Regions from separate parts of the Homo sapiens genome. Here region 2 is linked to region 1. The links are chromatin loops, found by intact Hi-C in ENCODE. Cell type or tissue: HepG2. All regions are shown on one strand. Links, peaks and the distances in the headings refer to the core of each region. The heading gives the core; the rest is flanking DNA. Region 1 overlaps ALCAM (activated leukocyte cell adhesion molecule). Region 2 overlaps ALCAM (activated leukocyte cell adhesion molecule).

Evidence for each region. Peaks named below come from ENCODE experiments on the same cell type or tissue, not always from the same donor. Only the 100,000 strongest peaks of a DNase experiment are listed, where the experiment ranks them.
Region 2: it touches region 1 in a loop (2.9-fold over the local background); 1 of 110 quality-filtered maps calls a loop at or near these places.

The regions. Positions count from the first base shown.
Region 1 is chr3:105,501,561-105,505,964 of GRCh38, reverse strand. All of the region lies in intron 1 of ALCAM (activated leukocyte cell adhesion molecule), which reads right to left. Among named protein-coding and RNA genes, the nearest start is that of ALCAM, 140 kb to the right of the region's middle. RefSeq lists enhancers at 774-1,304, 1,305-1,835. In HepG2, for the core only: no CTCF peak of the experiment used is centred there; a DNase peak (open chromatin) is centred at 2,564; H3K4me3 peaks cover 2,583 bases.
Region 2 is chr3:105,425,649-105,430,052 of GRCh38, reverse strand. The region is part of intron 1 of ALCAM (activated leukocyte cell adhesion molecule); the gene reads right to left. Among named protein-coding and RNA genes, the nearest start is that of ALCAM, 61 kb to the right of the region's middle. In HepG2, for the core only: no CTCF peak of the experiment used is centred there; no DNase peak of the experiment used is centred there.

The DNA of each region.
Region 1 (4,404 bases), core at 185-4,184:
ATACTTCAGAAAGATAAAGTTATGGAAATTTTCTATTTGTTCTAAAGCCTTTGTAGCTATGAGAATATTTATAATGATTTCTGTGGGAAAGCCAATAAAATCTTTTGAAAATGAAAAAAATTAAATATATCTGAAGAATAGTGTAGGTTATATCTTTATCTAATATTGTTGATATAATCCAAAGACTGTAAAAGATATATGCTAAACATCTGATTAGAATTTAATAAGTTATTTATTACTGATCTGTGCCAAACAGTCTTCAATATTTTTTCTAAGAATGTTTTTCTGTGAAAATATTTTTATTTTTAAAAATAAAATTTCCTTAATCTAAAAGGCTCTGATTCGTATTAATTCAGATAAATTGGACATAAAGCTATTGATTGGCTAAAATGTCCAGATACTATACTCCTGCTGGGCATATGATATGATTTGGATTTGTGTTCCTGCACAAATCTCATGTCTAATTATAATCCCCAATGCTGGAAGAGGGGCCTGGTAGGAGGTGACTGGATTATGGGCGTGGATTTCCCCCTTGTTGTTCTCAAGATAGTGCCTTCTCATAAGAGCTGGTGGTTTAAAAGCCTGTGGCAGCTTCCTCATCACTCTCTTCCTCCTTCTCTGGCCATGTAAGATGTCCCTGGTTCCTCTTCACCTTCCGCCACGATTGCAAGTTTCCTGAGGCCTCCTCAGCTGTGTTCCCTGTACAGCTGGTGGAACTGAGTCAATTAAACCTCTTTTCTTTATAAATTACTCAGTCTCGGGTAGTTCTTTATAGCAATGAGAGGACGGTCTAATACAACATATACATATAAATAAGCTACCTCTTCCAAGGAGATAAAAATCTAGAAGACAGAAATGAAACATAATTAGCAGCAGAGTGTAGCAATTAAGGCATTGTTTCTGGCCTCAGACCTGGTAAGGATGAATCCAGCTCTGCTACTAATAAGCTAGGTGACTTCTAGTGAGTTACTTAGCCAATATGCACTAATGTTTCCCAGCTGTAAAATTGAGGACAATGATAGTGATATGGAAGGGAAGTGCTGGGTAGGGAAGAGCGTGGTCCCTTTAAATGATACAGAAGGGGGAAGGGAAGAGCTGGGTAGAGGGGGACGTGGTCCCTGGCTAGGGCTCCACCCCCAGGCCTGTGTCCCCACACCTAGGTGAAGACAGGCATTTTTGTTTTCCTGCCCAAATGTTGCATTTCCCAAGACCACCCTGGCCTGCCATGCCCCCATCCTGGGCCTACAAAAACCCTGAGACCCTAGCAGGCAGAGACACACAGGTGGTCGTCTGGAGGAGCAGCACATCGGCGGGGGGAAGGTGGGGGGAACAAACGAGCAGCTGGACGTCAAGAGGTATGTATTGACAGGCACCAGCAGGCCGGCAGGCCGTGGGCTTGCAGAAACAGACGCGGAGTTGGCGGGGGCAGCTGAAGGAGAGGCTAGGCCGCTGAGTGGCCAGACTCCAGGAGAAAACCTTCCCACTTCATCCTCCTTCTGGCTTCCCCCATCTGCTGAGAGCTACCTCCACTAAATAAAAGCTTGCACTCATTCTCCAAGCCCATACGTGATCTGATTCTTCCGGTACACCAAGGCAAGAACCCGAGATACAGAAAGCCCTCTGTCCTTGTGACAACGTAGAAGGTCTAATTAAGCTGGTTAACACAAGCCGCCTATAGACGGCGAAACTAAAAGAGCACAAGACACTGCGATAGGGTCGGAGCTCCATAACCTGCCCCATAACCTGCCCGTCTGTGTGCTCCCTAGAGGTTTGAGCAGTGGGGCACTGAAGAAGCGAGCCACTACCCCTGTCGCATGCCCTGTGAGGGGGACAAGGGAACTTTCCCCCTTTTAATAGTATCATGCTCATAGTGTTATCATGAATATACTAAATTAATAAGTATAAGTTGCTTTAAAAAAGTGCTTTTCATACAACGAGTGCTGAAAGTTATTATGTCTCTTTGGCTTTTATTTATTGGAATAATGGAGATTATATGCCAAATGTTGCAGGAGCAGAGGAGGGATTGATGAATAGGCTGGAGAAGGCTTTGCCTGGAATGGACATTTATACTGAATCATCACAGATAAGAATTTCTTCAAGTGGAAAGAAGGATGAAGGAAACTCCTTGCAAGAGAAAGGCTGGAGCAAGGGTATAATCATGTTCAGCCAGTGTGGCTGAGGTTTAGGGGCTGTAGGAGGTGATGGAAGGAAAGGCACCTGGGAAAGAAGCAATGGGGTGATACTTTGAAAGCCTTAAATAATAGCTTAAACAATTTGGACTTTATTCTGTAAAGAATGTGGAGTCAACAAAAGGATTTTTGGTTCATTTTAAGGATGGCAGTGAAGTGGTCAGATTTTTGCTATTGAAAATTATGGCAGCAGTATGAAGGCAAACTAGCTGGAGAAGGGACTCGGGGAAGGTAATCGTGTTAAAGTGTTTAGGTTATGTACTCATAGTGAAATAGGGCAGTGGGAATGAAAAAGAGGCACAGTGAAAAGGAGACAGGAGACATTTCTAAAGTAGAATCGATATGAGCCTCAGTCAGTTTGCTGCATTTTTCAACTACAAAGTTCACATTTCCCAACATAACTAAGTACACAGCTCACATGAAAAACAGCTAATACCAAGTCTCTGTAGAAGCATATCATACACTATGTGTGAAATCACACACTCACTAGGCAAATAGGAAAGCTGTCTTTTTGTGTTAGCTCTTTGGAAAAGCTTGAGACTAAATAAGTAGAAGAGTCCAAAGCAAATATTAACTCTGGTGGTGTTAGGTGCTTGGATTTCTAAACGCAAATTGTTAATGCAAAATGCATTTTGGCTTTAACACACGCGAGCCCTTTTTGCCACACACTATAAACTACAGAAAGAGAAAAACCCAAAGCTGGAACTTAAACTCTCCTAAAGAAATACTGTTGTTTGTTTTCTTAAGCTTTGTGCTTACCAATTTGAGATTGGAAAAAGTAAATGCAAAAATAAAATGTTAATAACAAGTTCTGTAATACTGTGCTTTTTAATCAGTACTAATTTTTCTTTTTAAGAGAAGTTTCTGAATTTATTTGGGAATCCAGAAGTCTTTCTGAAAACACTGATGAGTAGATCAAGGACCTCATGTAAAGCTCTGATACAAAGTACAAAGCCAATTCTAGGTGATAGTGTGACCAAAGATAGTTGCCAAAGACTATGGCTGTTAATTTTGGTTACTAGTGAATTTCAGTTTTGACTTGACATACAATGCTTTCCCTGCACAGGGAGGCAGTGGAAAATATCATTTATATGTCTTTCAAATACCTCTTTCAAAAGTTATTGGTAACTGAGAGATAGCAGTCTCTGATGTTCCTGTCTTTCTTTCCCAGCTGTACAAAAGGGTAATTGAGCAAACTGTGCCCTGCTCTGCTGGGAAGTCAATCCATCCGTCTAACCTGCAGCTGCCTGGCTGATGGCCTTTCTCCTATTCACCATTCATTTGCTTTTCTGTACTCTCCTCAAATGCCCCGGCTCTGGGAAATGATTTCCAAAAGCATGGCCTCAAGCCCTGAAGAACATGGACTCTGATAACCACCCAGGTCTTCATTCTTACAATGCTGTCTGCCACTAATGTTAGGTAGTAGATGATAAGAATTTTTTAAAAAAAATTCTACATAAAATATCTGTTTTATAACTCATACTTGAAAGAACACTAGTGTAAAGAGACTAGAGAAAACAAGTTTCTTGTTTCATCTTAACCTCATTGTGACCTTGCTTTCTTGGGCTTCAGTTTATTTATGCATAATATGATATAAGACAAGGCTTAAATATTCTAGGATTCAGATTCTCCAATATGAGAAAAAGCATACAGTTAATTTTCAGTTGGAATTTCTAGCCCTATTACTTTTATGCCTGGACTGGCAAAAAGATAGTATGTCAGATTTCTTATTTTCATCTTATAATTTAATTTGCTGTTGGAGTTTTCAATGAATATTTTAGTAACTTGACATTGAACAAACTTTGATTTTGGTTTCTAACTCTATATCAATTGATAAGTGTTTTCAACTGTAACTTGAGTTTGCTTTAGATTGGTTGCCACTATCACTTAAGAATTATTAAACATTTTTATTGCATTGCCTCAGCATGTAATATGTTTTAAGTATTGGCAGGCACTATGCTTTATATCTTTCCAATACTACTCTCATAATAAGCTTGTGAGCTTAGAAGCCATGCTGCATGCAGGAAATTCTGATTCAGGCATAGTACTGTTTCATTTAAATAGGGAACAAAATGAATTAATATTATTCATCTTAATTACTACCATTATGGATAAGAAAAATAAACTACATTTCAAAATTAAAGTAATATTTTATGTATTCAAGATCACTCAGATATTATTTTCTAGGTATTTGAAATCTAGATTCTTATACCTT
Region 2 (4,404 bases), core at 224-4,223, 76 kb after region 1:
AAAATTATCATACATTGCTCTACTGCATAGATTTAAAATTGTGCAGGACTGGTTATAAACAACCTTTTTGTTTATGTATTATTAATTTGTTTGTTTAACTTTCATTACTGAGTAAGGCTCTCTTGAACTTTCAAGCATAGCTTTAAAAAGTTCAAAAATTTATAATTTTCCAAGCATTACAATATAGAAATGAATTTTAACATATTGCTAATTTAATGTAGATCAATAATAAAACAGTACTATCTCATTTTTAAACATAAGTTTTGTAGGTGAAAATAATTCATTTTAATTCTAAAATGCATTTAAATGAATAGTTGCATACTATTTTAATGTAATTTTGAAAATAAAATGCAAGTTACATAATCAATTGGTGTTCATTACATTTTCTAAAATTATTGTTAAATATCACTTCTTGTCACATTTTCTCTGGAGAAGATTAAAGGTAGGGTCACAGGGATACCAGCTGTTTAAATACTCTTTTTGTTTATAGTGCTAGCTTAATAAATAACCAATTTGTTTAACAATTATAACCTTTATTCAGCTGAAAAGCTTTCATGGAGATCCCCTAGATGTGGAACATCATTTTTTAAATACCAGGTCATTACCTTTAATAATTTGATACTATAAATGTTCAAGCTAGTTCATATGCCTGTGACTTAAAAAATCAAAATATCCAATGGGCTTTGGTAAGCAGGTCTAAAAGATAAAGGAAGCAGGTGTAGAAGACATTTAATAAAACATGCTTCTCATTTTTATTCCTTTTCTGTTTGGTTTCTTGGGAATCTCTGTTTGACAGTGAACTCCAGTGTATTTGCTTTGGGCAGATGCTTTTATTCTGAGTCTACTGATGTGGCAACCAAAAGAAGGATGACAGAAAGTAAAGTTGAAACCTAATATTAAGTTTTAAAAGCAAAATAGATTTTTTGCAGATGGAATTTGAGTTTAAAAAATTTTAAATGGTGGCTTAATAATTATTATCTAAACAGGCATGATATGAAGGCATAGATTATTGATTCTGACCATAGGTTTTATAATGAATCACATTGTTTGATTTTTTTCCTGTAAAAAAGAATATCAAGAAAAATTCATTGACTGTGTTTCTTTTGTGCCCAATATGATGGTTTTATCAAAGGTTAATGGAGAATTGTAAGATACTAAGGCATAAAGATTAAGGATTCATTTTTTCTTTTTTAAAGGGCTTATTCATACCAATTCCAGGCTAGTAGCACCACATTGTTTTTCTTGCATGTCCTCACAACCACATTTTTCAGTTTTAATATAGTTTTCAATTTATTTACTTCAGTAGTATTGATCTAACTTTGCTTTGGATAATGGTTCACACAACAACTACCATGTTTCTATAGGAGAGGCAAATAGTGAACTTATTGAGAGATACATAAATACAGTGTTCTTGAATTACCTTTTGAAAGTGACAATTCTGAAATACTTACCAGAGGTCAGGACTGTAATGTCTATCTTTGCACTTTGCTCAATATCTAGTTTCCTCATTCATGAAATTGGCACAAAATTAAATAATAGTATTGTACTCATTTCTAGTATTTATAATATATCCATTATATATTTAAAAAATACGGAGTACTCAATCTCTTCCAGGGCCAGAAAAAAAGAAATATTATGATATATTAGAAAGATGAACTTTTAGAAAAATCTTTTCAAATTAGTGGTTTAGGGCTATAAGGGTGAAAATTAAAGTTGAAAGATAGAAAGAAAATTGTTGATGTGCATGATTTTCTTTTTAGGCTTTATTGTTTCCAGTCTGTTTAAACTTATGAGGATCACTGTTCTGTAAGAAGGATATTTTAACCCTGGAAAACATTTAGGTCAAAACATCTAAACTTCTAATTCTAAAATTGCATGATAATATTTACTCAGTCATGGGGTATTTACACAGGATATGAGAGTAGTGTGGTCCCAACAACACATAGCAACTCCCAGCCTTTGCAGAGATTCAAATATTTAGTTCAGATATTTCGTGATTACAAATGAATAATTAAAAAATAAATTAAACATTTTTTTTCTTTTTCAAAATTTTTGTGTGAGTAGGAGCCAAATATATATTACCTCAATCCAGCTTATTATTTCCTATTTTATTTAAAAAAGTATAATAGGTTTTCTCCAACCTTGAAATGATTTTTCTGGAAACTTTCTCTGTGTATCATTTAAAGGTGTTTTCCAATGGTAAGAACTTTGTGCATATAGTGGTTAGGTTTTCAGAAGAGCCTATGGAAGCCAAAGAAGAATATTAAAAAGCACAGGTGAGTTAGGTTATGCTGGGTGTATCTAAAAATCGGAGAAACTCTATGAACCCTCCCCGCCCCAAAGACACCCAAACTCTACCTACAATTTCACAGAGTAAAAAACATTGTACAGCTTATTTAGGGACTATTGGAAGCTCAGGGGTTAAGAGCCCTTGTCCTAGGCAAGGTGTCAGATGAGGGGAGGGGGTGGGTAGATGAAGAACACAGTGGATACTGAAAGAGACTAGAGCTTCCTGTCTTCAGATTCCTCTCTCTTTTCCTCCCCCTTTAAATGCTAGCTTCAGCCCATGGTGATGAAGCAGTGGGGACAGGGGGCCAGAAGTGGCAGCCATGGAAGTTTTAAGGCAATCTATGAGTTTGCCTTTCACTGCCAACTCTTCTTTCCTTTCTCTGCTTTTCAGCTGTTCTTCTTCCCTTCTTCTCTACCTCTTTATTACAGAGGAACAAAAGCAACAGTAGAGGTAGGGGCAACTGCAGCTTGTCAGGTAAAGAAGGAGCACAGGCAATGAGAGTCCTTTCCTAAAAGGGTGAGAGAGATTACCTTGCCTCTCATTCTGTTCTCCTAGTTCCCTGGCCTCCCTCTCTATATATACTCTCTTCTTCCTGTGTTTTCTTTCTCTCCATTTTCACCCTGGGCATGGGATTTCTAAGAACCGAAGATACTTCTTTGAAAAGGGTAAGCAGTGGTGACAATAAGGAAAAGATTTCCTTTTTTTCCCCTTCCTTCCCCACTCCTTAAAAATCCCTTCTCCTAGGACAGAACAGTCCCACTTGGCTTGAGGAAGACAGATGAATTTCCATGTCTCCCCAGAAGGATCATTGTATATAAAGTACAAGACTGCCTATATTTTGTTAAGTTGTGCTTTTATTTAATCAATAATAAAAAAAATTGAAAATAAGTTTAAAAATTGTTTCCTATGATTCCTTTTTGTTGTTTTTTTGGGAGGTGGGGGCAATCATAGCCATACTTATGTCCAAAGGAACAATATAAATATTGTTAAGTACTGTTAAGTATTCCTAGTTGCATAGGAAGTTAACAATCTAATTTGCATAAATGGAAAGCAAGTTCGTTGCTTTTCCTCATGTCAGAATACTGAGGGGCTTCTTTGTGAAAAACACTTGTAGAGATATTTGTCAACGAGTACAAATCTACAGTAAGATAGGAGGGATAAGGTCTGGTAGTCTATTGCACAGCAGGATGACTACTATGATATATAATACAATAATGTATTCCATATTTTAAAATAGCTAGAAGAGACTTTTTTAATATTCTCATCATAAAGAAACTATAAATGTTAAAGTCATGGCTATGTTAATTACCCTGATTTGATCATTACAAAATTTATACATTTATCAAAACATCACATTTTGCCATAAATATGGTACATACCATAAATATGTACAATTGTTATATGTACATTTTAAAGAATATAATAATGTTTTATTTCCAAGATATTATTAAAAGAACCTAGGTACCAACAACCTTAAAAATACAATTAATATAGAAATGTGATTCTTTTGATTTGACACTAGGTAAAAAGATCATTTAATTTAACCTTCTAATTTTACCAGTTAGAACACTAAGGCCCAGAGAGCTTAGATGACTTGTCCTAGGTCACTCAGCAAGTTAAAGTCACTAAATATAGTTTGAAAAATACCCTGACTCTCACTCAAATTAAGTGTCCAATTCACAACTTTAACATGTGAAACATAGACTAGACAAAATGGGAAAAATAAAGCTTAGTTTTGCTGTGACCTAAAGCTAGCATTTCCTTCTACTGAAGGGATAGGTCTCCCATGAAAACTAAGAATATACATGAAATCATGTAAGCATCTCCATTTGAAAGAGCGCCTGTTCGCTCTTTAAGAGAGGAACAAATCACCAACCACATAGCCAGTTAGGTAAAGATTATTGCACAAGTTTTGAAAAAATATTTTGCCCTTTTAATGATCATGTGATTGATACCCCAACTCTACAGAATCTACTCCACTTTAAAGTAAAAAAAAAAAAAATTAAAAATATGCCAGTGAAAATCCCTAGTAGCAGCCGTATTAATATTTTTGCTACATACATATTAGTGACTATTTAATTTATGCCTACTTGTTATAAGGTTCTGCATGGTAC